Linked DNA regions of Homo sapiens: region 1 is linked to region 2. A link is an interaction called in ENCODE POLR2A ChIA-PET data of the cell type or tissue named here. Cell type or tissue: Panc1. All regions are shown on one strand. Links, peaks and the distances in the headings refer to the core of each region. The heading gives the core; the rest is flanking DNA.

Region 1 (4,408 bases), core at 112-4,111, 120 kb before region 2:
ATGATTTCCAATTTCATCCATGTCCCTACAAAGGACATGAACTCATCATTTTTTATGGCTGCATAGTATTCCATGGTGTATATGTGCCACATTTTCTTAATCCAGTCTATCATTGTTGGACATTTGGGTTGGTTCCAAGTCTTTGCTATTGTGAATAATGCCGCAATAAACATACGTGTGCATGTGTCTTTACAGCAGCATGATTTATAGTCCTTTGGGTATATACCCAGTAATGGGATGGCTGGGTCAAATGGTATTTCTAGTTCTAGATCCCTGAGGAATCGCCACACTGACTTCCACAATGGTTGAACTAGTTTACAGTCCCACCAACAGTGTAAAAGTGTTCCTATTTCTCCACATCCTCTCCAGCACCTGTTGTTTCCTGACATTTTTTAATGATTGCCATTCTACCTGGTGTGAGATGGTATCTCATTGTGGTTTTGATTTGCATTTCTCTGATGGAGCTGGCCATTTTATACTATTTGTGCCCCTAAAAAGTGATTTGGAAATTGGATTTCAAAGACAGTTAAACTAAATTCTAAATACACTAGGGAAGTGCTTCTTGACTTGGGATTCATGGAGCAAACTTCATACTCCAGGAGTTCATAAGACTATACTCAAAATGTGGTTTATGTGCAAATATAAGTGTTATTTTCTGGAAAGAAAATTTCAGAGCTTTTAATTAGATCGCAAAGGGATTTATAATTTCAAAAAGGTTAAGAATCATTAGTAGGAGAACATATTGGAAATGCTATAGCAGATTCCTCTGTAAAGCAAAGACTAATTTATCTATATTACATATAATTGTTTATTGTTAGTCTATTGTTTTAGACAAAGCCATTAGACTCATTTCTATCTAGAGTAATATGGGCATATTCATGGCTCCGTGGAACTTGCATATGCAGGGAAATGAAATTAATCAAGTATTATTCACAGGAAATTTTTAAAAATTACATTTATGCTTATAAGGAAATATTCATTATTGTTATTACTATTATTTCTTAGACCAAAACTGACTCAAAACTGAAAACTATAAGCTAACCACTAAGTTATGTTTTATATTGAATATTTTTATATCTAATACATGAAAGCAATTTTGACTGATTAAAAAAATCAAATTGAACAGTTATCTTGTGTGATGACCTTATAATATTTTTATGAGTATGAACTTAAGATCATTGAAAGAAGTGGAAAATTTTAATAAACTATTTTATCATTGTTTTTATCTGGAGCTAAAAATGTTGATTTATCCCAAATCAAAGATTTTTAACAGCGTTCCTGGGATAAGTGAGGAACATAGCCCATCTTCGTAGATTAGCAATGTTTATTACATGTTAAATAAAAATATTTTTATATTCAAACACATACCAATGTATTGATGAAAAAAATTTGCATTATTTTTTAATACAAGCCACAAGACCAAGCAATTTAAATATTGCAGTGGGTAATTTCTGTTTTATCCTCTTCACCCCAGAACACTGAAGACTCTTTGGATACAACATTGGTTGTTAGTAGCACTCTAAACATAATATTTTTTAAAAAGGTAAATCATTTGTCTCATGACCTAGAATGAAACTAGTACAATAATTACAAATAATTTTGTTTGTCTACATACAGAATTTTAGATTGGTGCTGTTTTACGAACAATACTGCACTTTTATGGTTATTTTGTGCAATTTTATAGTAATAGATATTTCTAGGTTCTCTGGTTTTCTTATACATGTTGATTTCTTGTTCTACAAACTACGTATTTGCAAAAATGGAGTAGAGATTTTAATTTGTAATCCACATTCTCATGAATTAATACCTATCCCCTTCTATTTTTCCCAAAGCTAATCAGAAAAGTTATTTTCTCTCTCTACAATACCTAACCTTTAGATACTTTTCTTTCATTCCACATGCAACCATTTAATCGATCAATAGCAATAAGAATGACAATGGCTATCGTTTGTAGAATATTTATTATATTCTAGGTACTGTGCTAAACTCTTCTGTATACGTGATTTTAAAAAATCCTCACACGTATCTTTTATGGTGGAAATACTTTTACTTCACAAATGAGGAGACTGAGGCAATAAACATGAGTAACTTTCCTGAAATAACACAGCTATGTCTAAGAAATTGGATCTAAAACTCAGCTATGATTCCAAACTCTTAACTATTACCTTGTAATCCTATCAATTTTTTAAATCTTTAATGTCTCACTTTTTTTTGTAGAAATCAGTCTGCATTGTGCTTTTACACATAATCTTCTTGTTATGACACCTGAGGAGCAAGAAGTGGAGAATTCTTAAGCAAGGAGGTGGTCTTTGTTCTGCATTTGGAAGGAGCTAAGCTTACTGCAGGTGTAATGAAGGCAAGTGGATGTCGGAAAGCGGTACAAACTTGTGTAAAAGTACGGAAGGAAAAGTGACAACTTGGTGTGCCTGGAGTGAAAGGTATGTGGTATGATATGCAGGAGATGAATGTGGTGCCAAGAAATTTAGAGGGCTAATCTATAACAGGGCTTGGTTGCCATGCTGAGGAATTTTGGAGTCTTAGTGATATGAGGGAGCCTTTGGAACCTACTAAGGGGGCAACTTGAGCAGGGTTTTTTTTTTTTGTTTGGTTGGTTTTTTTTTTTTTTTTTTTTAGGAAGATCATTCTGGCAGTGTTTCAGACAGTAAAGGGGACTGCCTGGTGTGTGGATGACAAGTTAGATGGTTTTTGCAAGAGCCACGGTGAGAAATGATCGGGAGCAATGAAATAAATGGCAGAGGGAATAGGACACTGGGGACAAAATTAGAGGGAAATCCTGAAGGGATCATTGGCATAACCTGGTAGCTAGTAGCCTCAGGAGTTTGAGGGAGAAGGAAGAATTGAGGATGTCCTGAATATTTGAATGAAAGTAATAACGTTTCCACAATCATTCTGTCATAAGTATGGACACAACTGTTGGCTTCCATTAAATTTAATGTGATTTCATTATTTGAAACCGATGGCCTCATTTAATTTAACATGCTATCATGCTAACATGTAAAAAAATTATGTATTCTGCAATTTTCAGTTATCATAAAGTCACAAAAAATTTCTGATGAAATTTTTCTGTCAAAAATAGCCAAATGAAGTATTTTAAAACAAATTTATTTGTTATAAAGTATAACAATATACCTAGAAGACATTATGATTGTGTAATAATATACCTAGAAGACAATTTACAGTAGAATCCAAATGGTGTTTATTGTGTGATCCACTGCGTAGTGGTTAAATGTGAGATCATTTGAGGGAAAAGATTGACTCTAGATTTTGGGGAATTTTTTATTGAAAGCAATTTATTAAAATAAGAAGTGATAACATTTGGATTCATTTAACATCCAACTGGACTGTAATCTAGTATACCATCCAGAATATGCCATGCTTTACTCAAGTTTCAGCTCTAGCTTGTACCAAAATTGAGACAAAAGGGTCAAATAGAAAGTGACCCAAATTCAACACAATTGTCAACTTATTAAATGAGTGAGCATGTATGAAACAAATTTGTCAAACAATGTTAATTCTTATCTAGAAGGACTGGAGAAAAGAAGAGAAATATGGGCCTGAAATGTGGCAGAAAGTAATAGTTCTCTGACTGCATCTGGCAAGTTTTTCTAAAAGCTGATACATTAAGAAAATGAAAAGTAAAGGCCAGACTGGGAAAAAACGTTTGAAATGCAAAGGATTTTTATCCAGAGCATATAAAACTGTTTTGAATGAATAATAAAAAGATAAAAACCCTAATTTTAAAAGAATAGGCAAAAGACTTGAATATTATAAAATAGAGGATGCATGCATGACCAATAAGCACATGAAAAGATAAATCCAAATGAAAGCCACAGTGATACCATTTCATACCAGCTAAAATGGTGAAAATTAAAGAGCCACCATGACAGTGAACAAAACAACATGGAGCAACTGGATCTTTCATACATTACTGCTGAAAGTGTAAAATGACACAGATGTTTTGGAAAAGTATTTGGCAGTTTCTTTTAAACCTTCATCTGCCCTATAGTCTAGCAGTTCCACTCCATGGTATTTACCCAAGAAAAACAAGTAAGTGTGCCCATAAAACAACATGCGCAAAAAAGTTTATACTAACTTATTCATAATGGCTGCAAACTGGAAACAATGCAGATAATGGATATACAAATAATGATATATTCATACAATAAAGTACTAGATAGCAATTAAAGAGAACAAATAAGAATGCAACAATATAGATGAATCTAAATTATCAAAATGAAACTAGACACAAAAGAGTACATACTGCATAGTGCCACTTATATGATTTCAAGAATAGGTAAAAATTAATTTATGGTGAGAAAAATCAGAAATATGATTGCTCAGAAGGAAGGGGGTTTCTTGGAGGAGGAAATTATAGAGATTTCTGTGG
Region 2 (4,408 bases), core at 171-4,170:
GGCTTCAGAATTTCACACCATGTTTTTTTAAACAGGGAATTTACTAAAATATAAACATGGAATAATTAGAATATGTGATTTTTGTCTTTTGGCATATTATGTGTGGATAAAACTCCTTGGATCTGCTAAAATCATCCCAGAATTTTGGAGTTTTTTGTTTTTGTTTTTGTTTTTTCCCAAGGCCAGAGATAGAAGATTGCATTTTCTAAAACCAACACATAATGCTTCAGATCAGGGCAAACTCTGATACTTTATGTTCAGGATCTTCTGCCAGAAGGTGTTTCCTTTGTTGATTCATCAATTATGCACAGTGCTCTGTGTAAGGCACTGTGTAGAGTCCAGACCATGCCCTCTGGAACCAGACCGTCCCCTGGACGAGAGAGAAAGCATATATTTTACTAGCCACGATACAAGGTAAACTTTGGTAAGTACCACAGGGATGATGAGGTAAAGTATTAGGGAATTTCAAAGGAAGGAGAAATGTCTCCCACTGGTGGAAGACTTTGAAGGGCTTTTTAAGTTTAGTGAATGGTAAAGGAAGAACATAAAAGATACTGCCATTAGATCAGGCACTGAGAAAGCATTGGTGATCCAGATCCTGAATCATGAGAAAAGAGAATTTGGGTGACAGCAGTACTTCCATCTTGGGAGCCCCAGAAGCTCCAAGGACGCTGTTAATTATAGGCCAGTAGAGGAGAACACTTCTGTTCACTTGATCCATCCTCAGTTACGGTGAGTCAGATTGCATTGTAGCCATTTATTTTTCTGGCTTCATGAGGAGCTGATGAACTCCTGGAGGGCAGAGACCTTGTCTTTCCTTTTCTAGCATGTAGCCAGGCTCCAGCAAATTACAGACACTCAACATGTGACTGTGTTGTGAAATGCAAGACCTATCAAAACAGAGAAACCAGGCAGGAAGAATGGGTTTCAGTGATGCCAGTATAGTTTAAATCCCTCACAGACAGAAGTTTTGGGGTCTGTCGAGGACAGTGCATTCAGGTCATGCAGGCATGAGGCTGGGTCTGAGCTGCTTCCAGAATAGGCCAGGGTTGGCTGGGCTACAGTGGCACACTGAGCCCAGGGAAGGTAGACTTATGCATTAGTCAGCCTTGCTCAGTCAATAAGGCTGGGTTTTTCTTTATTAGCCTCTGGCTTGAAGTTGGTGGTGGTGACATGAGACTTGAACACAGACATGTAGATGTAAGGATGCTTAAATAAGAAAAAACAACAATAGCAACAACAAAAACCCAACAATGTTGGAGTAAAAACTTGACTCAAAAGTCAAAGCTTAGAGAATACTTTCATTTTACTCTTAAATGTTTTTGGATGCATAGTATTCTAAAGGGGTAAGTTACAGATAAATCTGGAAAAAATAATGTAGAAGAGTAATTTTCAGAAAGTCTTGGCTCCTCTCTGTCTCCTCAAAGGCAAGACATGGACAAACGAAACCACTAGCCACCTGACTGGTTGCTGTAAGGATCCAGAGTCATGAAAAATTTCTGATGTTGGGGAAAATGCCATCTTCACACAGCTCCTCCTTTTGACTCTAAATTAATTTTTAGGCACTATTAGTTGGCCTGATGCACAATGTTTTCCAAAATACAAGAAGGGAGTTCATAGAAGAGACTAATATAGACAATGGTATATTCAAGGGCACTTAACTTCAATTGGTCAAGTTAAGTGTCTCTCGAATTATGCTTCTTGGACTGCCCATGTCAGAATCATCCAGCAAGTGGGTTAAAATGCAGATTTATCAGCTCCATTCAAGACTTAATCAATCAGAATCTCTGAGAAAAGAGTTCCAGAAATCTGCATCTTAAAACACACTTGTCACCCATTCAAGTGATTCTGTTGTATACTAAAATGTATGAATCACTGCTACATTCTGCAGCCTTTATGAACTAAAGAGTTCCTCTCATTGTGTTTGAAGATTAAGTTACTAAGCCTATGTGTTCTAAGGTCTCTTTTCCCTATCAGCCCAGAGCATGGAGCTGGAGGAAGTGGAAGCAAGGCTGAAGTAGACAAAGTAGGTATGGAAGGTCCTTGCATAAAGAGGGGCTGGAGTTCTAAATACAAGGAAGCCGAATACAACGGTTGGAACAAACTGGAAATCATTATGTTGGCAGACAGACAAGGCAGACAAAAAGCGGAGGACTCAAAAAAAGCAGACAAAAAGTGAAGGATTGCCAAATAGCTAATCAATGTATGTGGTTAAAACTTCATGTTAAAAACTAGAACATTGGGCATGGTGGCATGCATCTGTAGTTCCTGCTACTCTGGAGGTTGAGGCAGGGGGATCTGTGGAGCCAAGAGTTGGAGACAGCCTTGGCAACATAGCAAGACCCTGTCTAAAAAAAAAAAAAAATTAAATAAGGAACAAAGTCCACACCAGGCAGATCAGGAAAATGGAAGATCAGATCTGGGATGGCTACAACATAGAGAATCCAACTATATAAAGCTAAGTTTGTCCTCAGCCAACAGTCTTTAATTTTTTTTTTCTAAATAACAGGATCTATGGACCTAAATTGGGCTAGACTGAGACTTGAAGACAATTAGGAGAGGAGTGAAGTAGAAAATTAAAATACGTAGTACTACCCAGCCATTATTTCCTTCCTAAGAAACAGTATACAGTTTAAGTTCCTCAGCACTGTAGGACTTGTTTAAATAAAAACAACAGTTAATATTCATTGAATCCCTCTATGTACTAGGTACAGTTTTAAGCATCTTGCATGTATTCACTCATTTAATCCTCATAACAATCCTATGAAATAGGTACTATTGATATTGCTGTCCTTCAGATGAGAAAACAAGTAAAGAGAGGTTAAGCAACTTGCTCAAGGCCAGGTGGCCCCAAGTGCAGAGTCAGGATTTGAACTCAGGCAGTCTAAATTCAGGGTCTGAATTCTTAACCACTATTTTATACTGTCTGCTGCAGCATAAGTATGTCTATGGATTTTATACAGAAATCAACTCTCAGTTGTTGGATTTTATACAGAAATCAACTCTCACTTGCAATGAACTATTAAGGCTCAATCATTGTTGATGCTGTTATTTAATACAATTAGGAAGGCAATTTAGATGTTCTCTGTACAGCATTGCCTACTGTTTATGTTTAAAATGTACTCAATCCAATGTCTTATGTATAAATGCTAACATCTGAAATCACAAATATCTGATCTGTGATGTGATGTGGTTTCAAAGAAAACAATGCCAACGTAATTTTCATGGTAGGAAGGCAACCAAAGAAACTCCAGGAATCCGAGTGTGTCTGTGTGTGTGTGTGTGCAATTGATTATTTTGTTCTGCATGCATTCTTTTTTTCTTTATTCAGTGTTGGCTCAGATTTTGTGGACTTGTTCAAACATTTATTTTGAAATGTACCAGTGCACGTACACAGAAGAAGCTACACTTTTTATCTTACATCTCTAGAGTTTGTCTTCTTGCTTGAGGCTCCATGGCACACCATAGCTTAAGGGAAGGGAGAAACTTAAAGAAAGAAAACCCAGGTTGAATAAGAAAGCCTTATGATTATAAAACAAAGTGGAGTTATTTTCAAAGTGAATAAGAAATAAATGAAACAGAATAACATTTCCTAATGGTTTTGTCATGTTTTTATGACACTCACAGTTTTATTTACATTTGTAGATTGCTTTCTCTTTTTAAAATCCAGAATCAAGGATGTCTCTGGTAAGGACTAACCTTTCAAACTGCACTGACAATTGTTGGTGACTGCTTTATAGTTACCCCTAATTAAACACTGTTATCTCTCTCCATCATGCACATTTGAAATCCTTTTTAAGATAGCAGCAACTGAAAACACACATAACACACACACACCACCCCACATTAGAAGTGTGAACAACAGAAACAGAAACATAGACAAGGTTGCAGAGAGCAAATGTGAACTTTCCCTCCAGCATCTAGAGAATAAAGGCCAAGCCAGAAGGTTTTTAAGTTTATATGAACACATTTGATTTTGCATTCTCATCTGAGAAACTTTAGATTACTGGTTTGGGAGATGTCACTATGTGTCCAGTTGGAAATGTAGTCCAATGCATGGCAAATATAAATTAATGTATGTGAAAATATAAACTAGTGACAGCAAAAAGATGTACAAAACACATGTGTTCTAGTATAATTCTATCACAGGGAGATTCTGCTTTTGTTTCATTTTCTGTTTTTATGCTTTCTAATAAGTTGTTAAAATTTTCAAATAAAGTAATAAAATGCATTCCTGGCTTATTTGGTGAACTATAGGAAGTATAATAACATGATAAGAAAGAACTAAAATTTAATTCATTAGCTCAAAGTTATTCTTAGATACCTCTTATAACCCTCCAGTAAGCAAAACAAAACAAAACAAAAATACAAAAAGCAATCCTCTGAACATTATGAAAATTTTCCCTGG

The links. ChIA-PET counts read pairs that join two places held together with the same protein. Peaks named below come from ENCODE experiments on the same cell type or tissue, not always from the same donor. Only the 100,000 strongest peaks of a DNase experiment are listed, where the experiment ranks them.
Region 1: POLR2A ChIA-PET joins it to region 2 with 12 read pairs; 2 of 35 experiments call an interaction of 5 or more read pairs at or near these places.

The regions. Positions count from the first base shown.
Region 1 is chr9:21,700,947-21,705,354 of GRCh38, reverse strand. It overlaps LOC107987026 (a long non-coding RNA gene), which reads left to right. Exons shown (of 3, transcript XR_001746563.3): 2 at 2,218-2,438. Among named protein-coding and RNA genes, the nearest start is that of MTAP, 99 kb to the left of the region's middle. In Panc1, for the core only: no CTCF peak of the experiment used is centred there; no DNase peak of the experiment used is centred there; H3K27ac peaks cover 1,373 bases.
Region 2 is chr9:21,582,626-21,587,033 of GRCh38, reverse strand. No RefSeq gene overlaps it. Among named protein-coding and RNA genes, the nearest start is that of MIR31HG, 25 kb to the right of the region's middle. In Panc1, for the core only: CTCF peaks have their summits at 292 and 507; no DNase peak of the experiment used is centred there; H3K27ac peaks cover 4,000 bases.